Linked DNA regions of Homo sapiens: region 1 is linked to region 2. Evidence: chromatin loops called from intact Hi-C (ENCODE). Cell type or tissue: OCI-LY7. All regions are shown on one strand. Links, peaks and the distances in the headings refer to the core of each region. The heading gives the core; the rest is flanking DNA. Region 1 overlaps ZMYM4 (zinc finger MYM-type containing 4). Region 2 has its middle 11 kb from the start of SFPQ.

Region 1 (12,106 bases), core at 3,922-8,921, 220 kb after region 2:
CAGCACTTAAAATAATGTCTGGCACCTTCATAGGCACTCAGTATTTGTTGAATGAGTGTGAGTGAGTGAAAGGGAGGAAATGACAAAGTTCTGGCTGCGAAGCAAAGCTCATTGGTGTCTTGAGACTCAAAGAATAGACTTTTCTAATATAATCCTTTGATTATTATTTCCTGTCTCAAGATAAACTGACTGTTGGCAAGAGGAAACGAAATGAAGATGATGAGGTTCCAGTGGGGGTGGAGATGGCAGAGAATACTGACAATCCACTAAGATGCCCAGTCCGACTTTATGAGTTTTACCTGTCAAAATGGTAATCTTTCTCTGAACTGAATGTAGTGCACTCAGAAGGCAGTTAACATATTTTGGATTTCAGATGCTTGAACATCAGAAAAGTAGCTTGCCCGTGGCTTTAGACAAGGATTTACCATGAATTTTTTCCCCATTGTCATATCTATGTGGATTTTGAACCACAAAACAAATTACCTTGTCTTCATAATTATTTTATGAAAATGTCTTCAAAAGCAAGAATCACTGCTATTGTTTGATCTTTACAACTGTTGTACAACCTTTATGTGATACCTAATCTGTAGTTATTTTGTTATTTGTATAGAAAAGAAATTTTGTTTTGCTAAAGCTATAATAGAAAAACAATTTTTAAGGAATTGAAATTTTCTAAGTAGTCCTTTTCTTAGAGGAACTTTATGATTTTAGAGTTGTAACACTTTTTTTTCTGAAAGAAATGTAATAGCTTCATTTGCCCTTTGATAATGTGTATTGAGTGCCCTTGGAGTTCATTCCAGGATATTGGGCACTTCCAATATGTGGTGCTTGGCCATAGTGTCACATGTGAGTTGACTTTTTTGTTGCTCTTAATAATGTTTGAAGTACTAAAGTTTATGATTTACACTTTGTCTTATATTAACTTTATACTCACTTCCAATCCATTGTGATTTCAGTTGATTCCTGGGAGGAAATATTCCTGTAAACTATTTATCTCTGTGGGTACCTTGCTTTCCCCATTGTGAGTCACAGTGGAGAAAGGTTGAGAGCCATATTAGGTTGGTGCAAAAATAATTGCAGTTTTTGCCCTTACTTTTAATTACTTTTAATGGCAAAAACCTCAGTTTACTTAAGAATAGTACATATTTCCTATACTCTCTGATTTCTAATTTTCTTTTTTCTCTTTTTTTTTTTCCCCTGTGGATAGTTCTGAAAGTGTGAAGCAAAGGAATGATGTGTTTTACCTTCAACCTGAGCGCTCCTGTGTCCCGAATAGCCCCATGTGGTACTCCACATTCCCGATAGACCCTGGAACCCTGGACACCATGTTAACACGTATTCTCATGGTGAGGGAGGTACATGAAGAACTTGCCAAAGCCAAATCTGAAGACTCTGATGTTGAATTATCAGATTAAAACGGAAGTGAGGTTCTTATTTTCATACATATTGGTATGCACCAAACTGTGAATGCATCCAGCTGTTGGAAAATGATGTATAAGTCTAAGTCCTCTTGACTTGACCATAAGATCATGGAAAACAGATGACTTGTGAACCCCACAGTGTGGATGTGCAAATGAAAATTGAAGGAAAGAATATGAACTGAGAAATGTTCTTTGGCAGTGATATAGTTCTTAGACATCTTCAGAATGACTAATTTCTCCGAGTGGTGCATAATCTTATTTTGTTTGGGAGTAACAAATCGTGGAATATTTTTAAGGAAAACTGTTGTATAAAACTTTACCATAGTAACCTTAGACCTTAGAGAGGTAGCTTTGGAGTGAAACTTTGGCTGCAATAGGCTACTTTGGCAAGCCCTCCGTAAAAGTCAGAGGAGAGATCAGTACAGAGCTAAGAGTGACATCAAATGAGGACTGTGGGACCCAGATTTGAAGACCCAATAAAAATACTCAACTTTTTAAAAAAGATAGTGAAGTGGTCTTGATTGATTTTGATTTTCACTGCCAAGCCAATCATGTGAAGGACAGAAGCTTTTGCCATGGGCCCCTCACATCAGGGAAAATGACCTTCACTGCTGTTAACAGTAATGTGTCCCTTTCATTTTCTGGATCAAGCCTTCTCAGCGGTGGGTCTGGATGTGGGTAAACTAAGGTAAAGGGGATGATATTCCACAAACTAATTATGCACACAGAAAATCTGTGGAGCCTATCAGACCCCAAGTGTCTTGAAATGTTTGTAGAAACCCACTAAAATGCCCCTTCTCTGGGTGTGGGCCCTTATTGCAGCTGTCTCACAGCCTGAGCTGTGGTACAGAGAAATGGGGGTTCTCCTTTTATTTTCATTTTTTTTCCCCAATGGCAGCTTTTCTCCCGTTGTTTTACCTTCCTATTTCCCAAACAGTTCCTCTTATTTTGTCTTTTGCACCAGTTTCTGGAGGCCCTTGTCATTTCAAAAAGGATAGTCTCTTTTCTTACTCTGGCAAACCTGTGAGTGATTCCACAAAGATACAGTATTACTTAGCTATCTGAATTATGATAGAAAAGGTCCTAGTTAGGTTCCTATATAAAGCATTTGGAAGATGACCTTGTTGCCCTTGAAACTTGAAAATAGGGATTCTGGGGTGAGGATACAAAGACATTGTCTTGCATATCCATAAGCAGGTCTTAGAGCATTATTCCAAACTCTAGCTGTTTCAGTAGTTCTATGAGGATTGCAAGTCATAGGTGTGTGTGGCATATCAGTCCATCTCCCTCATCTCCATTCTCAGTTTCTTCCCCACAAAATTTGGAATCAAAGCTTTTATGACGTTTGCCAATTGCAGAACTTCTTCAGCTAAGGTTAATTTGACGCTATGATAAAACTGAGAGATGTCAAAAAGCCTCTTAGAAATTTTAATCTTGAAAGACTTTTCAGGGTATCTCATTTTTTAGGTGGGGGTGGCAGGTGTATTTCTTTTTTAACAAATAAAAGGCATTTAAGTAAAACTAAAATGAAAAAAGTAGGCCTTCTGACATTGTGTACTTGGTGGTTCTGTCCCTCTGCCTGTAACAAATCTCATTTTTGTTACCAAGAACTGTATGAAAGAAGTAAATCCACCCCGATTCTGTATGATTAATTCCATCTGTGTTTGTCATTTCTGACTGGAAAACTTCTTACTCCATACCTTGTTCGATATGGAGGACAAATAATTGGATTGTCTGATAAGTCTGCCAATAAACTATCCAGAAATAGCAAGTGTAATAGTCCCCACTATACGAATTTTATGGTTTGTATAAACACTAACATTTTCCCCTTCTGTAGTTGTATGAAAAAACAAATATTGTTAGCATAGTAGATAAATTGTTATGAAATACCAGAAAAAAAAATCTGTATCTTTTACTGAGAACACCCAATACCCAGATAAATGACTGTATCAGGATTTCATTTGCATGTTAGTCCACAGAGTTGCCCAGAACCCTAAATTTATTCATAAGAGAAAATATTGATTAATTATTGGTCATTCCTCATAAGTGTAGCTGTTGATGTGTGCGTCTGATTATTGCTTTTTTAATTTTATGAAAATTGTGTAAAATTACATTTTTTTTCCAGGGGAGAAAAAAACATCAAACAAAAACATCTAAATCATCCTTTTTGTTCTTTTTCAGTTTTTAACCACTTTTAGGTTTTCCCCTTACAGAAACCACAGAAATATTCCCTTAGAATAAAATAGTATATTTGTATTTGATGGGTGAGTTCTTCTTCTTTACGTCTTAAAAGAATTTGAAATCTCTTTTTCTGATTGACCTTATTGGTATGACCCAGCAATTAGTAAAATTACAAAGAAAGAGAGCAGTTTCCGAGAAAGAAATTTTTTTTATGTAGTCCAGTCAACATATTTTTTCATTGCAAGTTCTTTTATTTCCTTTTTTCCATCAAAAGACTTGTTCCCATTTTTAGCTAATTTACTGACTATATTCAAAGTCCCAACAGGTAGAAATATCAGAGATCATTTATACATATCATTTCAGGCAAACTTTTTTGAGATTTACAAAGCCTACATCAGTTCAACTTTAATGAAATTGTAAGACTAGAATAAAGGATATGTTCATTCTTAAGTATAAATACATGTTTAAAACAGGAATGTAAGACTAAATAGCATTTTCCTTCGACTTCAGAGTTGTCTTGGTATTATGCAGCTGTACTTTCAAATTCCGTATCGACTTTCTACCTACCTGCCTTGTGGCAATCCTAAATTTATAAAACAGGTTTTCCCAAAAGATCTAATGTAAAATGAATTTCTATTAATGAATTCAGAATTTAATTTTCCAAAGAAGTCTCCTAGGGTATTGAGTTGAAGTTTTAGGAAAGAAGCAATCATACCCTGAACTCCTCTAGACTAGCACTTGTCTGTTACACTGTGCTATCATCATTGAAGAGAATAGTGATTGAGAGGCAATGCTATGTAGTGGAGAGATCATAGGCGTCGAAGCCTAGTGTTTCTACTTACTGGTTGTATAACTTTAGGTAAATTACTTAACCTCAGGCCAGGCACGGTGGCTCACACTTGTAATCCCAGCACTTTGGGAGGTCGAGGCAGGAGGATCATGAGGTCAGGAGATCGAGACCATCCTAGCTAACATGGTGAAACCCTGTCTCTACTAAAAATACAAAAGTTAGCCGGGCGTGGTGGCGGGCGCCTGTAGTCCCAGCTACTCGGGAGGCTGAGGCAGGAGAATGGCGTGAACCCGGGAGGCGGAGCTTACAGTGAGCCGAGATCGTGCCACTGCACTCCAGCCTGGGCAACAGAGCGAGACTCCGTCTCAAAAAAATAAATAAAAAAATAAGTAAATAAAAATTAACCTCTCTGTGCCTCAGTTTTGTTATCTATAAAGTGGGTATAACTCCCTTATTAAGTTGTGCCTGGCACATGGTAGGCTTTCAAATGTCAGATATTTTTTATTACATGCAAATTTCCTGGCCTGTACTAACACATTAAATAAATGTTAATTCCCACACTACAGTCTGAATTTTTACTAAGTATAGCACTTTGGCTTCTGCAAAACATAATACTCTATTTATATAACCAATTCTACATATTTGAATCAAACAAAATTACAAATTCTTCACTTGTGCTTATGTGCATATCAATAGTAATCAACATCACAAGAATCCATTGATATTTTCACTATATTGAAAAATGGGGCTGGGCACGATGGCTCGTGCCTGTGATCCCAGCACTTCGGGAGGCCAAGATGGACAGATCACTTGAGGTCAGGAGCTCGAGACCAGCCTGGCCAACATGGTGAAACCCCATCTCTACTAAAAGTACAAAAATTAGCTGGGCGTGGTGGCAGGTGCCTATAATCCCAGCTGCTTCAGAGGCTGATGCAGGAAAATCACCTGAACCTGGGAGGCGGAGGTTGCAGTGAGCCGAGATCAGGCCACTACACTGTCCAGCCAGGGCAACAGAGTAAGACTGTCTCAAAAAAAAAGAAAAAAGAAAGAAATGGGCATGTATATCAGTATATATAGGAACAGCATATGATAGAGTTTATTAGTTTTTTTCTTTATATTTCTTTTTGTTTGTTTTGAGACACAGTCTCACTGTTGCTCAGGCTGGAGTGCAGCGGTGCGATCTTGGCTCACTACAACTTCCGCCTCCTGGGTTCTAGTGATTCTTCTGCCTCAGCCTCCTAAGTAGCTGGGATTACAGGTGTATGCCACCACACCTGGCTAATTTTTGTATTTTTAGTAGAGACGGGGTTTTGCCATGTTGGCCAGGCTGTTCTCAAACTCCTGACCTCAAGTGATCTGCCCACCTCAGCCTCCCAAGTGTTGGGATTACAGGTGTGAACCACCACGCCTGGCTAATATTTCTTTTTTTCTTTGAGATGGAGTCTCGCTCTGTTGCCTAGGCTGGAGTGCAGTGGCTCGATCTTGGTTCACTGCAACCTCTGCCTCCTGGGTTCAAGTGATTCTCCTGCCTCAGCCTCCTGAGTAGCTGGGACTACAGGTGCACGCCACCATGCCTGGCTAATTTTTGTATTTGATGGGGTTTCACTATGTTGGGCAGGCTGGTCTCGAACTCCTGACCTCAGGTGATCTGCTGCCTGCCTTGGCCTCCCAAAGTGCTGGGATTACAGGCATGAGCCACTACATCTGGCCTATTTATATTTCTTTGCATATGAATGCCAGGTCATAAATTTATTTTTTAATTGGGAGAAAAACCTTAAATCTATGAAACTTCTTTTACTTGGTAGGTTATATATGTCATCAGTTTAGGAACAAGACAACGGTACAACAGCAATCTCCCCACGCTTCACTTCATTAACAGAACTGCTCCTTCCCCAAAAGTTTTAGCTAGGCAGTGGCTCCCTTGGTAAAAAAGTGTATTTTCCAGGCTAACTTGTAGTTAGGAGTGACCATGGGACGAAGTTTTGACCAATGGCATGGAAGCAGATGTGAGTTTACATCTCCCAGGCTACACTCCTAAAAGGAAAATGCATGCTCCTCTCTTGTCTTCCCTTTTTCCTCTGATCTGGAGCATGAACGTGGTCATGGCAAACCAGTTTTGTCCATGTGGGAAAGGGCAGCATACCAGAAGTACATTAACCTCATGGACAGAGCCACCTGTCTCTCCTGGTCTGCCTACTAGCTCAGACCTTCACATAAGAGAGGAACTTTCATCTTATTTAAAGCCTTTTTTTTTCCTCTTCATTAAAGTAGCCAAACCAGTATCCTAACGAATACACCGGTAATGCCCACTGTCACATTACCACTAAACGGAACTGGAACTTCTCATCACAACAAAAAAGGTTATCAATATTGCAAGGTGAGAAAACACATTTGTTGTTGTTGTGTTTTGTTTTTGTTTTTTTGTTTTGTTTTGAGATGGAGTTTCGCTCTTGTTGCCCAGGCTGGAGTGCAGCGGCGCGATCTCCGCTCACTGCAACCTCCATCTCTCAGGTTCAAGCGATTCTCCTGCCTCAGCCTTTCAAGTAGCTGGGACTACAGGCATGTGCCACCACGCCTGGCTAATTTTGTATGTTTAGTAGAGGCGGGTTTAACCATGTCGGCCAGGCTGGTCTCAAACTCCTGACCTCAGGTAATCCTCCTGCCTCAGCCTCCCAAAGTGCTGGGATTACAGGCGCGAGCCACCACACCCCGCCAACAAACTCTTAAATAAGTTTGGCCGGCCACGGTGGCTCACACCTGTAATCCCAGCACATTGGGAGACCGAGGCAGGCGGATCACGAGGTCAAGAGTTTGAGACCAGCCTGACCAACATGGTGAAACTCCATCTTAACTAAAAATACAAAAATTAGCTGGGCGTGGTGGCAGGCGCCTGTAGTCCCAGCTACTCGGGGAGGCTGAGGCAGGAGAATGGTGTGAACCCAGGAGGTGGAGCTTGCAGTGAGGCGAGATTGTGCCACTGCACTCCAGCCTGGGAGACAGAGCGAGACTCTGTCTCAAAGAAAAAAAAAAACAAAACTATTAGCTAGCCAACCTAATTCGTGTGTGTGTGTGTGTGTGTGTGTGTGTGTGTGTGTTTCACACAAATGAAATCTTAAATTTTATTTATCTCTTGATTCTGGTGTTTTGTTTTGTCCCCTAAGGGGAGGTCTTTGCCATTTTTATTTACTTAATGCCCATTGGTCTACTCAAGTTTTTAATGTCTTGCCAATTTGCATTTTAACTTCCTCATTTTCATCTATATGTTCAGGTTTATAACATATAGTTCATAATTATTTCCTTTTTAAATTTTGTATTGTGTTTGCATCTTCTCATTTTCCCGGTCATTCTTAACCTTTTCAAAGAACCAGCATTTGGCTGAGTCTTATTTCATGTATTTCTAATTTTATTAATACTTTCCTTCTCTTTTCTTGTTTTTTTTTTCCAGTTGTTCATTCTTTAAATGATTGAATGATTGCTTCATTCATTGTTAATCTTTCTTGTTTCCTGAAAATGATTTAAAATCTACAACTTTTTCCTCTCAGTACTGCTTTAGGTGTGTTTCCCGATTCAGGCACAATGATGCGGTCATCAGCCTAAAAGTGTTTCCCATTTCCCTTTTTAACCCAAGTGTTTGTCCACCCTCCCTTGCCTGCTAGCAGCCTTGTCAGTTTTCAGGCTGTGTTTGAGGGATACTAATACTCCTCCTATTTACATTGTTTGTTTCATTGTTCTTTCTTATCTGTGTATCCCACCTTTTTTCCTTTTTGCATTGAATTGTTTTATCAGATACTGTAAATATTGCTCCCCCAGTTTCTCTTGGTTAATATTTGCCTGTTTTTCCCCCATCTTTTTTGTCCTATAATTGTTAGATTGTTTAAAAATGTTTATATTGAGAGTCTTTGTTATTTTTTATTCATTTATATATGTCATTATAGACTCTTAGGTTCCTATCTTATTCAGTAGGTTGTATTCTGATGCTCATTTATTTTGATACTCAAATTGTCATATATTTGACCAACGGAAGCCCCTTCTAGCTGGCTTTTATGTCCTTCTGACATGTTCCTGTCCGTTTTTCAGCATTTCTTAAGATATTCCAGGATTTTGTGGTACTCTTTTGGAATCAGTCATCTCTCTATAGAGCCATAAGACCTTAGCACTTGGCGTGCTCACTGCTACTAAGGTAAAATTGCTTCTATGCCCTCTCAGTGGGTAGAGCAACCAATCAATAACCACATATTCATATAACTATACACATCTATATCCATGTGTGTGTGTGTATGTAGTTTGTTTCTTTAAACCTGTGAGTTGATTCCAGTTTTTCCAATTTCAGTTCAACACCTCAGGATTCTTTGCAGCCTTCTCTCCCTTTCCACATTCATAATCCTTTCTCAAAAAGTGTGAAACCTGGCTCCCATTATCCTCAGTATATGTACTTATTTTCTCAATGAGGAACTTGTTTGCACAGTGTAATTAACCTCCCAACCATTCCAGCCACCCACTGCCCCTCTTACCCTGCTGCTAGGTGGTGGCTGCCTTACCAGGAGACCCCCTCACCACGTGCACATGTGTCCATGGTTTGAGGAGGCCTTCACCTCCTCAGAGGCCACTGTCTCCATGCAGGGAGGGCAGTGGAGACTGGAAGGAAGAGGCCAGAGTCTGGTGTTAAGTTCATATGTAAACACCTTAAACTTAATTACGGCTAATAGAACTTATTTCTGCTGTTTAGTTTTGTGGGTTTTTTTTTTTTTTCACAATTTCTGTTTACTGAACTTTTCGGTTTATCCCCTTGCTTCCCACTGAGTAACAAATTTTCTTCTACTTGTTTAAGAAAGTAATACTTTCTACTTTTATTGATATTACTTTTTTTTTAATTTGAGACAAGAGTCTCGCTCTGTCCACCAGGCTGGAGTGCAATGGTGCGGTCTCAGCTCACTGCAACCTCCGCCTCCCGGGTTCAAACGATTCTCTTGCCTCAGCCTGCCAAGTAGCTGGGACTACAGGCGCATGCCACCATGCCCGGATAATTTTTGTATTTTTAGTAGAGACGGGGTTTCACCATATTGGTCACACTGGTCTCAAACTCCTGACATCGTGACCCACCTGCCTCATCCTTTCAAAGTGCTGGGATTACAAGCCTGAGCCACTGCGCCAGGCCAAAATGCAAAGCTAGTCAAGCGTGGTTGTGGGGGGAGACAATGGTAAATCAGCTTAACAATAACCCACAACACTCAGACCAACATATTACTCTTAATACTAATCATGTTTGTTTACCCCTGTTGGTTTCTTTAACTTACCATCTAAATCTTCTCCTAGTAAGACTTTGTTAGACTTTTATGTTCCTTTGGTCTTGCCCACTCTTACTTACTATGTAAATTATTTTATTATATACTTACAGGTTTTTTTTCCTTTTTGTTAGTCCTGTTTCAGACTACAAACTTTGCCAGCGTATTTGCTCACCATCACTTCCCATCTCTCTTCCCATGTCTAGATTAATTTTTCTATATTTGACCACTTCTTGCAAGAATATGTTCTAAATGGGCCCTTTTGTGAAAAAGTTACTGAAGCCTTGTGTCCCTGAGAATTTTTTTTTTTTGAGACAAGGTGTTGCTCTGTCACCTAGGCTGGAGCTCAGTGGCATAATCATGGCTCACTGCAGCCTCTATAACTCCTGGGCTCAAGCAGTCCTCCTGCCTCAGCCTCTGGAGTAGCTGGGACTACAGGCGTGTGCTACCATGTGGAGTTAATTTTCAAAATGTTTATTTTGTAGAGATGGGGTCTCGCTATATTGACCAGGTTGGTTTCGAACTCCTGGCCTCAAGCAATCCTCTTGCCTCGGCCTCCCAAAGTGCTGTGATTACAGGCGTCACACACCTTGCCCGGCCGCCTGAGAATATTTTTTTATTACACTCAAGTTAGTGAGTTTGTCTTACTATACATTTTGGGGTCAAAGTTCTCTCCTTTAGCACTTCCTTTCTTTTTTCATCTGATACTGTTAAAAAGCCTGATGTCCATCTGATTTGATCTGTTATTTCTCTGAGAGCTTTCAGAATTTCTGCTTTTCTTATTGGTCTTAAATGTCTTTCACTACAATGTTTCTGTTTGTACAGTTTTCTTACTAATTATTCTATGAGTCCTTTGATCTTTCTTTAATTCTGGGAAATGTATTCTCATTATTTTTCCAAATATTTTCTCCATTTTTTTTTCTCTTTCCTTCTGCGACTCCCATTATTCAGATTTGGCACTTCTGCTCTGTCCCTGGACTGCTCTGTATGTGTGTGGGGGGGTGTTCCCACGTTTTTATTTTCCTGCTTTGTTTTGGCAGAGGCCCTCAGTATGATGCCCCACCTCATGGATTTGTTGTGAGATATATCTGTCCTATCCCATTTGTTAATTTTTTCACCCTTAATATTTCTATCTGGAGCCGGGTGCGGTGGCTCACACCTGTAATCCCAGCACTGTGGGAGGCCGAAGTGGGTGGATCACCTGAGGTCAGGAGTTTGAGACCAGAATGGCCAACATGGTGAAGCCCCGTCTCTACTAAAAATACAAAAATTAGCCAGGTGTGGTGGTGGGCACCTGTAATCCCAGGTACTCAGGAGGCTGAGGCAGGAGTATCTCTTGAACCTGGGAGGCAGAGGTTGCGGTGAGCTGAGATCACACCATTGCACTCCAGCCTGGGTGACAGAGTGAGACTCCGTCTCTTAAAAAAAAAAAAAAAAAATCTGCTTGGTCCTTGTTCCTGTTTCAGATTGCCAACATTTCCCGGTTTGTTTTGAATTCTAGTTCAGTTTGCTGTCTTTGTGGGCAGGGGCTTGGGCTCCTCAGGTGGCATCTGGTTATTTTGGCCTGTGAGCTCATGTTCCTTCACAGCACCAGCTTCTCTGTAGTATTTGTTGGTGAAAGGCCAAAGCCAGGCTCTACCCTGTCCCTCCCAGTGAGTTGAAGAAGGGAAGTTCATGACCTCCAGGTCCCTCACAGTTGCTGTTGACCACTCCACCAGGAGTGTTCCAAGATTCACCTTCAGACCTGTAGGAAGCAGCACTGCGAGGAGGCACAATTTCCAGTCATCCTCTGCCAGCTCTTGAGGCTTTGGAGGGAACAAGGGCTTGGAATTTCAAACCTAAGAGCAGCTGCCCAGCCCACCCCTCTTTCTCCTCAGCAGAGCTTTGGGCTGCCCTGATAGTGTCCCACTGACATCAGTGACTTGACTGGCAGTCCCATGTCCAGCAAGAGCAGACATCTCCCTGATGCCCTACCTCCCCTCCCACTTTATCACCTGCATCTTTGGGGATTTTTTTTTTTTTTTTTTTTTTGAGACGGAGTTTCGCTCTGTTGCCCAGGCTGGAGTGCAGTGGCGCGATCTCGACTCACTGCAAGCTCCGCCTCCCGGGTTCACGCCATTCTCCTGCCTCAGCCTCCCATGTAGCTGGGACTACAGGCGCGCGCCACCATGCCCGGCTAATTTTTGTATTTTTAGTAGAGACGGGGTTTCACCGTGTTAGCCAGGATGGTCTCGATCTCCTGACCTCGTGATCCGCCCGTCTCGGCCTCCCAAAGTGCTGGGATTACAGGCGTGAGCCACCGCGCCCGGCCATCTTTGGGGATTCTTACAGGATTTGTGGGGAGTTTTCAGTTTGGTTTGATTTGTGGTAGTGGTGCCTCAGTTGATGATGTTGTTTTTCTAGGGTTGATTTTTGGGGAAGGGAACCTGTAG
Region 2 (12,106 bases), core at 1,698-6,697:
TACTTTCTAAGTGCTCAGTAAAGCCAGGTGCACTGGTTTGAGCCTGTAATTGAGCTCCTGGTCTCGAACTCCTGACCTCAAGTGATCCTCCCACCTCACCCTCCCAAAGTGTTGGGAATACAGGCATGAGCCACTACGTCTGACCGATATATCAGATTTAATATGTCCAACTTGGAGCTATTGATTTTATCAACTGAACCTATTCCTTCCCTCAAACTCTCCCAGCATAGTAAATAGTACCACCTGGTTGTTCAAAACAAAAACCTAGAATTGGTCCTCTTTATAAAAATCCAAAGATTGGTTCTACCTCCAAAGTATATCTTGAATCCTCCCCCTCTACCACTACATCCTAATCTTCTCCATCTCTATGTCTCACGTAAAGTCCTGCAACCACTAATATTTCGGTCTTCTGATCCATTCTTCACATGGCAGCTAGAGTGTTATTTGTTTATTTATCTATTTATTTTTTCTTTTTGAGATGGAGTCTCACTCTGTCACCTAGGCTGGAGTGCAATAGAGCGATCTCAGCTCACTCAAAAAAAAAAAATCAAATAATGTAATTTGTTTCCCCTATTTAAAGGCCCTCAATGGCTTCCCATTGTTGTTAGAATAAAATCCAAATACCTTAGCAAGGTCTACACGTCCTGACTTGGTCTGACCCCTGCCTGCCTTCCCAGTCTTACCTCCCTAATTCCCTACTCTATTTGCACTAAGCCCTAGCTATTTTTTTTTTTTTTTTTTTTTTTTTTTTTTTTTTTTTTTCTGAGATGGAGTCTCACTCTGTCGCCCAGGCTGGAGTGCAGTGGCACGACCTCGGTTCACTGCAAGCTCCGCCTCCCGGGTTCACGCCATTCTCCTGCCTCAGCCTCACAAGTAGCTGGGACTACAGGTACCCACCAGCACGCCCAGCTAATTTTTTGTATTTTTAGTAGAAACAGGGTTTCACCGCGTTAGCCAGGATGGACTTGATCTCCTGACCTTGTGATCTGCCCGCCTCGGCCTCCCAAAGTGCTGGGATTACAGGCGTGAGCCACCGGCGCTAGCTATTCTTAAGATTTATCAAGTTACTTTACCTGTATGTTTTGCCTCAGGGCATTTGCACTTGCTCTTTACTCAGCCTGCAGTGTTCTCCCCACTCGCCCCGCCCCGGCTCTTTGCACAGATATCTTTTCTTAATCTTTTTTTTTCCTTCGCTGCTTTATGGAATGATCTCTTCATCCTTCTATCTGAGCTTGAAAATCACCTCAGAGAAGTCTTCTGTGCTCATCATCACATCCAAAGTAGGCTCCTCCTCTCTGTTATAACATCCTGTATGTAATATACATTATAGCTGTCTTCACAACTTGTGTTTTCTTGTTTATTTCTTTTTTCTCTTTCTTTTTTCTTTTTTTTCTTTTTTTTTTTTTTTTTTTTTTGAGACAGATTCTCACTGTGTCACCCAGGCTGGAGTGCAGTGGCACGATCTTGGCTCACACACCCAGCTAATTTTTGTATTTTTAGTGGAAATGGGATTTCACCATGTTGGCCAGGCTGATCTCAAACTCCTGACCTTAAGTGACCTGCCAGCCTCAGCCTCCCAAAGTGCTGGAATTACAGGCATGAGCCACCGCATGCAGCCTATTTCTTCATTTGTCCATTGTCTGTCTCCTCTGTTGGACTGAAACTCTGACTTCTTTAAGGCTGTATCACTGGCACCTAAAACAGACACTAGCACAGAAATAAACATTTGTTGAGTGAATGAATAAATAAAAGCATAATGGTGAAGAACAGGCTGTTTCCATCTGAGCAGGGTATTGTCCCAAGATCTTTCACTTTTCTGACACACTTGCTTTTTGGGGACATTGTGAGGATCGTGTGAAGTGTTTAGTACTTTCTAAGTGCTCAGTAAAGCCAGGTGCACTGGTTTGAGCCTGTAATCCCAGCTATTCAAAAGGCTGAGACAGGAGGACCACTTCAGGCCAGGAGTTTGAGACCAGCCTGGGCAACATAGCAAGACCCCATATCTAAAAAAGTAATAAGAAGAAGTTATCTGGGCGTGGTGGCAGGTGCCTGTAGTCCTAGCTACTTGGGAGACTGAAGTGGAGGGATCTCTTGAAGCCAGGACCCAGGAGTTGGAGGTTGCAGTGAGTTGTGATGGTGCCACTAAACTCTATCCTGGGTGACAGAGCAAGATTCTGTCTCTAAATAAAAGTTAAAAGTTTGGTATGTGTACCAAAAGAGTAATTATTTAATACTGTGAGTAATATCTACTTCAAATAATAGCCAGTATCAAAATAGCCAAAATCAACTGATCATTTAGTTTATGCCATACAATGTAGTAAATACTTAATATTGAATTGTGTTTTTGTTTTTGGTATTGTTTTGTTTTGTTTTGTTTTGTTGAGATGGAGTCTTGCTCTGTCGCCCAGGCTGGAGTGCAGTATTGCGATCTTGGCTCACTGCAACCTCCGCCTCCTGGGTTCAAGCAATTCTCCTGCCTCAGCCTCCCAAGTACCTGGGACTACAGGTACCTACCACCAGGCCCACCTAATTTTTGTATTTTTAGTAGAGACAGGGTTTCATCATGTTGGCCAGGCTGGTCTCGAACTCCTGACATCAGGTGATCCACCCACCTTGGCCTCCCAAAGTGCTGGGATTATAGCCGTGAGCCACTGTACTCGGCCTTAATATTGAATTCTTATTACAACTCTGAGATTTATAGTATTATTTGCTCATCTTTCAGATTAAAAAACCACCATTACTGTAATCCAAGGTAACATTATTCTTTCTCTCTCTTTTTTATTTCTTGAGAGGTGGAGTCTCATTATGTTGCCCAGGCTGGTCTCAAACTTCTGTGCTCAAGTGATCCTCCCACCTCAGCCTCCTGAGTCTACAGGCACAGGTCACTATGCCCAGCCAAGCTAACGTTGTTTTATTACATCCAGGATACACACTGGAAACTAACAATGTAACATGATTTCTCACCTAGACTTCTGCAAAAGCTTTCTGACTGGTCATCCCAATTGCCTTCCTCCTTCCTATTTTCCAGGCAGCAAGCAAATTATCATTTTTAAAGGCAAATCTGATGCTTCAGTTCCCCTCTTTTAAATTCCTTATTGTCTTCCTATTGCCCTTAGGAGAAAAAACAACCTCCTTAACTCCTATGATGTCCCTCCATTCCCTGGCCATCGCATTCCTCCCCAGCCTCATCCCTGACTCCTGAATTCTTTGCTGTAGTCACACTGACTGCCTTTAGTTCTTTTAACTTCTCACGTTCTCACCTGAAATAGTATCTTCCTGGTCACCGTCTCCCTCCTTTATGGTTAGCTCTTATCCATCTTTCAGGACTTGACTTACACTTGCCCTTCTCTGGAGGCCTTCTGTGACCCCAAGGACCAAGTTGCTGCATTTCATTAGCATCCTGTACTTTCACTCCTATAGTATTCATCCCACTTTATTATAGAGACTTGCAAAATTGTACACTTTAGCCTGTAAGATCATGAGGACAATGACTGAGATTCTCTTTTAAGCACCAAATCCTCAGGGCCTAGTGCTGTGATACTCTATATTTGAACAAATGAATAAGTGAATGAGCCCATTAATCTTTCCTTTTCTGAACCATTGAAGAATGTCCTCAACATAAATGACAAATTTCAGATATTAAACACAACTCTGTAGTTCACATCTGTGGTCAATTATCATGCCTGAATAATATGTAGAACAATCTTTACCTTGTAATACTCTGAATGTGGGTGAACTTACAGTTCAAACACTATAATTACAATAAAATGAAAATTATAATTATCCTCTTGTTTGAGTATTTATAAGGCCTAGAAGGGTAGGGGATGGAAATAATATGCTTGATGAAACACGCTGCCGCTCTCTAATGAATATTAATTCAATTGACTAAATTTACATCTTCAGCTGTCCCCCAGGGCTTGAGAAACCATGTTGGTCAGCAGGTGTTAATTTAGCTTCGTAGTTCTCTTTTCCAACTTTGAAGAGGCTATTCAGTTTTCAGATCTATCAGCGCTTGTCTCTGAGGCTTCATGCACACAATAGAGAGCTCAAATTATTTTGCTGGGGGCAGAAAAGGAGAGCTAAAAGAAGGACATCTAAGCTCCTCAAATGCACACTGCCTCCCCCAAGGAAGTGGCTCTTAGATGAGCCCAACTGGCAAACTCTAACCGTGCAGTAAAACCCTCACCACTAGGTGTCTCAGTGGCTGTGCCACTTCCTCCATCTCCTTGGAAAGCAAATAGCGGCATACACTCCATTACTCTATTGTTATTGAGCCTCCAAGCAAAGAACCTTTTGGAAGGGTTGATTTCAATACCTGGGTAAATTTTCCAGTAGATCTAATCAGTATCTAGATTGCCTCTCTTAATGAGAGAAACATTGGATTAACTGCAGTGTCTTCCTCTGTTACTGCCTTCCTTTATTTAGGGAAAACGTGCTCTGTTTGTAGTACCTTTATTTATTTAATTATTTCTCCATCTAATTTATTTCTTTATTGTGTTGGGGGATGGGGAGAGGTCTTCCTTAGTCATGATGAGCGACCCCATATTCATCACCTGTCACCCCCACACTGAACTAAATATCTTTCCAGGTTTTTTCCACACAGTTACTTTAGTCTTGAAGGCATTTATTTTCAGCTGCCCCTAAGTTTACCACTTGAACTGATTTTAAAGGTAAAAAAAAAAAAAATGGAGTTTAAAGACTCATCAAATGGAGGAAGATAGCTCAGAGGTAGGTATAAATTTTTACCATAAGTGTACTTCAGAAATTAATGAGAAAGGAAAGAAATATTCAACAAATGGTATTAGAGTATTTAATTTGCTATATATGTATATATATGTATATATATGTATATATGTATATATATGTATATATGTATATATATGTATATATGTATATATGTATATATGTATATATATGTGTATATATATGTATATATGTATATATATATAATCAAACTGATTCTAGATGGATAAAAGAAATATGTGTATTTTTTAAACAAACCCAGAAAGAATGAGAAGAAAATAGAAGTGAATATCAGATCTTTGTCAGGAAGGGCAATTTTTAAGATTTACTCTGATAGAATAAATCACAAAACAAAATATTAGTAAATTTCCCTGCATGAAGATTAGAAACCACCAGGTTAAAAACCAAGACGATAATAAAAATTAAAAGTTAAATTGAAAAAATAATTGCAAGAAAAAATTATAATAAGTGGTTAATATCTTTCCTATGTAAAGGATGTGTACAATTTTATAAGAAAAATAATCAAGATCCCAATTAATAGCCAAAATAAATGAACTAACACATGGAAAATATTCATCCTCTGATGATAATTACAGAACTAGAAATAAAAATGAGAGACTATTTTTCATCTAAGTTAACACAAATTTAAACAGCCACTACTGACATAATTCTTTTGAAAAATAATTTGGCAAATTCATTTTCTCCCTCTCTCTCTCCTTTTCCCTCCCCCTCTCCCTCCCTCTCTGCATCCTCCCCGCTTTCATTCATTCATTTATTTAACAAATACCCTCTGTGTGCCTGCCAGGTGCTGGAATCTAGCCTAAATTCTAAATACAGAAAAATTTTATGTATAAATTTGTTCATCTCCACATGATTACTAATAGCATTAAATCAAAAACATCCTACATTGTCTACATTGTCATCCAGAGGCAAGGTCTTCTTTTGCTTAAGACAATCTTAGTTTATGTTTGATATCCCAGTATAATTAATAAATAGTGCCCCCCCCCCCCCCCACTAAGACAGCTTTCTGGCTGATAGCAGTCAAGTATCTTGAGGAAGGGCCAGTTTTTCTAATTTGTACAAAAGCACCATTGGGATTAGCCACTGTCCATTAAGTTACTAAGGTTGGATGATTTCTGGTTTCCTATTTTTCTGCAATTTCTAGATTTTCTAAAATGGATTTTACGTGTGTGGGCTTTACGTGCATTAACTCATTTAATTTTCACAACCCCGTAATTATTTATTTTTCTTATTTCACCCCCTTTTTTTAAGATAAGGGATTAAGTCACCGAGAGTCACATAGTTATGAAGTGATAGAACCAAGATTTACACCTGCATAGTCCATATCCAGACCTTTAAACAGCAAGTTATCCTGTCCATAGGGATAACTATATCCAGTTGGACTTCTTATTCATTTATGGGGGGATAAAGATTACCTATGCTCACAAATGTTATTTGGAAAGTACATACAAATAGTAGCCCCAAAATGTGTCTATCTCTTACAAACAAAATATGTTCTCTTAAGTCCACTAATTATAAATACATTGTAAATACAGTAATTGAAAATAAAATGCAAGAATTCATTAACAAATAAAATGGAAGAATCCCAAATACCCAATTATGAATTATCTTTTTGATGTATAGTTATATCTGTTTAAATTTCTTTTTATTGGCCAGGCGTGGTGGCTCATGCCTGTAATCCCAGCATTTTGGGAGGTGGATCACTTGAGGTCAGGAGTCCAAGACCAGCCTGGCCAACATGGTGAAACCTCGTCTCTACTAAAAATTTAAAAAAACAGCCAGGTGTGGTGGCGCACGCCTGTAATCACAGCTACTTGGGAGGCTGAGGAGGAGAATTGTTTGAACCTGGGAGGCAGAGGTTACAGTGAGCTGAGATCCAGCCACCGCACTCCAGCCTGGGGAACACAGCGGGACTCTATCTCAAAAAAATAAATTAATAAAAACTTATTTATATTTATTTTTTTATTTATTTATTTCACTCTGGGCTCATTTCTCGATCTGTTTAAATTTCAACATATGAGGCTGGGCGCAGTGGCTCATTCCTGTAATACCAGCACTTTGGGAGGCTGAGGTGGGCGGATCACCTGAGGTCAGGAGTTGCAGACCAGCCTGGCCAACATGGTGAAACCCTGTCTCTACTAAAAATACAAAAATGAGCTGGGTATGTGGCACAGGCCTGTAATCCCAACTATTCAGGAGGCTGAGGCAGGAGAATCTCTTGAGCCCAGGAGGCAGAGATTGCAGTGAGCTGAGATCGTGCCACTGTACTCCAGCCTGGGTGACAGATCATGGCTCATTACAACCTCTGCCTGCCAGGTTCAAGCGATTCTCCTGCCTCAGTCTCCTGAGTAGCTGGAACTACAGGCGTGTGCCACCATGCCCTGCTGATTTTTTGTATTTTTAGTAGAGACAGCGTTTCACCATGTTGGCCAGGCTGGTCTCAAATTCCTGACCTCAGGTGATCCACCCGCCTTGGTCTCCCAAAGTGCTGGGATTACAGGCGTGAGCCACCATGCTTGGGCCACATACCACTTTTAAATGGATTGATGGAAAAATAATATTTTTTGTAGGTCATGTGTGGTGGCTCATGCCTGTAATCCTAGCACTTTGGGAGGCTGAAGCAGGTGGATCGCTTGAAGCCAGTTCAAGACCAACCTGGGCAACATGGCGAAACCCCTATCTCTACAAAAAATACAAAATTTAACCGAGAGTCATGGCATGTGCCTGTAGTCCCAGCTACTGGGGAGGCTGAGGTGGGAGGCTTGCTTTAAGACAGGAGAGCCCCCTGGACCACTTCACAGGACTTGCAACAGGAGTGTGGCTCACTTACTCGGCTGCCATCCTGAAACCCTTTGTGGGAGGGGGAGCATGCAGGCAAGTGGGTGCTGGGGCTCTGACGAGAGCTTTTGGGCTCCATCTCCATGGTAGCATCTAAGGGTATGCTACAATTAATGTTCTTTTAGCAGTTTCTGTCTGCAGACAGCTAAGTGTTAACCAGCTCAGTGGAGAGTCAGGGTGACAGCCTTTTACACCTTTCCTTCTTGGTACCCAGGTCCTTTTCTGGTGCCCAAGAAGAATCTGGCCACATGGACTTGAAGGATGGTGAATGTGGAGGTTTCATTGAGTGATAGAGGTGGCTGTCAGTGGGACAGGGAGCTAGAAAGGGTGTGGAGTGGGAAAATAATCTTCCCCTGGATTTCAGCCATCCCCAGCTGACCTCCTTTCTGATAGTCCAGCTGTCTCTTCAACATTCAGACGCTTCTTCTCTTCTCTCCTTCTCTGCCATGCTACTCTGCTCCTCTGCCAGTGGAGTTTGGGGTTTTTATGCATACAGGATGGTGGGCATGGCAAGCCAGGGTGGTTTTGGAAAAAGCAACGTGTGGGTGGGAAAAGAGAGATGTAAAGCTCTTATTTAGGGCTGCAGCCCCAGGCTTGTGGGTGGGGCTTTTGCGGGGAACCACCCTCTTCTACCCAGTATTTCCCTGCCTCTGGTCCATATCAACATGACCCCAAGAGGTTGAGGCTGCAGTGAGCCAAGATCACACCACTGCACTCCAGCCTGGGTAACACAGTGAGACCCTGTCTCAAAATACACACACACACACACACACACATACACACACACATATATATACATACACACAAATATATATATAGATGTTTTTGTTACATGATTTATTGAAATTAAACATGTATCACTAATTAAATGGGCAAGTGTAAAAAATTACAGTTTATGAGTGTTATTAAAGATTTATAAATACAGGCCAGGCACAGTGGCTTGCGTCTGTAATCCTAGCACTTTGGAAGGCAGAGGTGGGCAGATTAACTGAGGTCAGGAGTTCAAGACCATTCTGGCCAACATGGTGAAACCCCGTCTCTACTAAAAATACAAGAGTTAGCCAGGCGTGGTGGTGCATGCCTGTAATCCCAGCGACTTGGGAGGCTGAGGCAAAAGAACTGCTTGATCCCGGGAGGCGGAAGTTGCAGTGAGCTGAGATGGCACCACTGCACTCCAGCCTGGGTGATAAAGCAAAACTCTAGTTCAAAAAAAAAAAAAAGGCCAGGTGCCGTGGCTCACGCCTGTAATACCAGCACTTTGGGAAGCCAAGGTGGGCGGATCATGAGGTCAGGAGATCGAGACCATCCTGGCTAACACGGTGAGACCCCGTCTCTACTAAAAACACACAAAAAATTAGCCAGGCGTGGTGGCGGGCACCTGTAGTTCCAGCTACTCGGGAGGCTGAAGCAGGAGAATGGCATGAACCAGGGAGGCGGAGCTTGCAGTGAGCCAAGATCATGCCACTGCACTCCAGCTTGGACGACAGAGCGAGACTCCGTCTCAAAAAAAAAAAAAACTAATAAAAAAAGAAGTTTTTTTGTTTTTGTTTTTGTTTTTTTGAGGCGGAGTCTCGCTCTGTCGCCAAGCTGGAGTGCAGTGGCCCCATCTCAGCTCACTGCAACCTCTGCCTCCCGGGTTCAAGCAATTCTCCTGCCTCAGCCTCCCGAGTAGCTGGGACTACAGGCACACACCACCACGTTTGGCTAATTTTTTTTTTTTTTTTTTTGCATTTTAGTAGATACAGGGTTTCACCATGTTGCCCAGGCTGGTCTCGAGCTCCTGAGCTCGGGCAATCTGACCACCTCGGCCTCCCAAAGTGCTAGGATAACAGGCGTGAACCACCACGTCTGGCAAAGAAAAGAAAAAAGCTTTATAAATACAACTGTATAATGTTGCCTTTAACTATATGCTAATCTAAAATAAATTATTTTGGTTGGGTGTGGTGGCTCATGCCTGTAAATAAAATAAAATAAGAAAATAAAATAAAATAAGAAAATAAAATAAACTTTTGGCCGGGTGTGGTGCCTCACGCCTGTAGTCCCAGCTATTCGGAAGGCTGAGGCAGGAGAATTGCTTGAACCCGGGAGGCAGAGGTTGCAGTGAGCCAAGATCATGCCACTGCACTCCAGCCTGGGCAACAGAGTGAGACTCTGTGCCAAATAAATAAATAAGATAAAATAAAATAAAATAAAATAAACTTGTAATTAGCTGGGCATGGTGGCAGGCGCCTGTAATCCCAGCACTTTGGGAGCCTGAGGCAGGTGGATCACCTGATGTCAGGAGTTCAAGACCATCCTGGCCAACACGGTGAAACCCCGTCTCTACAAAAATACACAAATTAGCCGGGCATGATGGTGAGTGCCTGTAATCCCAGCTACTCAGGAGGCTGAGGTGGGAGAATCGCTTGAACCCAGGAGGTGGAGGTTGCAATGAGCTGAGATCATGCCACTGCACTCCTGCCTGGGTGACAGAGCAAGACTCCATCTCAAAAAAAAAAAAAAAAAAAAAAAAAAAAATATATATATATATATATATATATATATATATATATACACAATACATATATATATCACTCATGCCATGCTTCCGTTGGGTTCTTCTCTGCTTAAGCAGGTGAGACTATATATATAAAACATAAAAATACATATATTATATATAAAAATATATGTATTGTATATGTATAATATATATGTATATATGTATAATATATAATATATAATAATACATGTTATATAGATAGATAGATAGACAGATATAATCTCACCTGCTTAAGCAGAGAAGAACACAATGGAAGCATGGCATGAGTGATATTTCCTGAGAAGACAAGGAAACAATCTGGAAGGTCAGGGCCAAGCAGGCAAAATCACCTAGTCTGGTTGGTTTTTGGCAGGCATTCTGTGCACTGCAGGGGAGTGTTTGGGGCAAGCAGGATTAGCTTTCAATATTCTTCAGACCACAAAGGGGATAAGACACTGTGGTGGAAGCCAGGTTGGACACTGGCACTGCAGTAAACACAGTAAAAGAGCCTCGTCTCACCTGCTTCCCCCCAGACAGGCCCAGACTGAGGACTTAGCTCCAGGCTTACTGCCACTCTTCAAGGCTCTCATTATTATTGAATAACCTACCTTGGGCTCCATGAGCACCTTACTAACACAGGGGGCATGCCTATAAATCCTTTTGCCATCCTTCATTGCCCTATTCAGGATCAAGGTTGTGAGGATTAAGTGAAATAATGCATATTTAGTAAAATGCCCGCCAAGAAATGTCAGCTATTTTTTCTTCAGCACCTCCATGCTCATGTGACCAGGAATGCAGTGGGCATGGGTTGATTAAAGGCCGCCTTCCTGGGACTTCCTTGGGCAGAGCCCATAATTTCTCCTTTGGGCTCCTAAATCTCCTGTTCTTTGTTTGTCACTATACTTACCACTCTACATTCTGTTTCAATTGTCTGCTTACTTGTGTGTTTCCTCCACATGGTTGTGAGTTCTCTGAAGGCAGAGATCACGTTTATCTTTTTTTTTTTTTTTTTTTTGAGATGGAGTCTCGCTCTGTTGCCCAGGCTGGAGTGCAGTGGCACCATCTCGGCTCACTGCAACCTCTGCCTCTCGGGTTCAAGCGATTTCCTGCTTCAGCCTCCCGAGTAGCTGGGATTACAGATGCCTGCTACTGCACCTGGCTAATTTTTGTATTTTTAGTAGAGATGAGGTTTCACCATGTTGGTCAGGCTGGTCTCGAACTACTGACCTCAAGAGATCCACCCATCTCAGCCTCCCAAAGTGCTGGGATTACAGGTGTGAGCCACCATGCTCAGCCCGGGATCACGTTTTTCATCTGTGAATTCATATCTTAGGTGCTTGATGAATGTTTCATGACTGTTAAATAAAGTGAAGTATGTTGAAAAAAGTGTGCATTTTAGAGTCTTTTTTATTTTCTTTTCTGGTGACTTTTTTTTTTTTTTTTTTGAGACAGAGTCTCACTCTGTGGCCCAGGCTGGAGTGCAATGGTGCAATCTTGGCTCGCTGCAATCTCAGCCTCCTGAGTAGCTGGGACTACAGGTGCATGCCACCATGTCCAGCTAAGTTTTGTATTTTTTGTAGAGACAGGGTTTCACCATGTTGCCTAGGCTGATCTCAAACTCCTGAGCTCAAGCGATCCACCAGCCTCAGCCTCCCAAAGTGCTGGGATGACAGGTGTGACCCACCACACCTGGCTGCATTTTAGAATCTTTATAGGCCTGGATTTGAATCCCAGCCTCATCATTATAGCTGTGTAACCATAGTAAGTTGCTTCTCTCAGAGTTTCGTCACCTAAAAACGGGGGCAATCATGACTCCCTTGTGGCATTGTTGTGAGGATTAACAAGGATAGAATAAGAAAACATGTATCCCCAGGACCTGGCCAATTTTAGGTGCTCAGTAAATGTGTTCCTTTCTAATAAGCAAAAGAGATGGAAACACAAATCTGGAGGCTGAGTTTCCTTCACTTGTAAAATTCTCATGGAGTC

Evidence for each region. Hi-C counts contacts between places; a loop is a spot of excess contacts. Peaks named below come from ENCODE experiments on the same cell type or tissue, not always from the same donor. Only the 100,000 strongest peaks of a DNase experiment are listed, where the experiment ranks them.
Region 1: a loop joins it to region 2, with 2.5 times the contacts of the local background. A loop is called at or near these places in 5 of 110 quality-filtered maps.

What each region holds. Positions count from the first base shown.
Region 1 is chr1:35,418,263-35,430,368 of GRCh38, forward strand. It overlaps ZMYM4 (zinc finger MYM-type containing 4), which reads left to right. Exons shown (of 30, transcript NM_005095.3): 29 at 181-310; 30 at 1,208-3,796. The coding sequence ends at 1,415. It also overlaps the pseudogene RNY5P1. Among named protein-coding and RNA genes, the nearest start is that of ZMYM4-AS1, 58 kb to the left of the region's middle. In OCI-LY7, for the core only: no CTCF peak of the experiment used is centred there; no DNase peak of the experiment used is centred there.
Region 2 is chr1:35,198,094-35,210,199 of GRCh38, forward strand. No RefSeq gene overlaps it. Among named protein-coding and RNA genes, the nearest start is that of SFPQ, 11 kb to the left of the region's middle. RefSeq lists an enhancer at 3,954-4,133. In OCI-LY7, for the core only: CTCF peaks have their summits at 4,182 (motif pointing right) and 4,384; a DNase peak (open chromatin) is centred at 4,188; H3K4me3 peaks cover 638 bases; H3K27ac peaks cover 678 bases.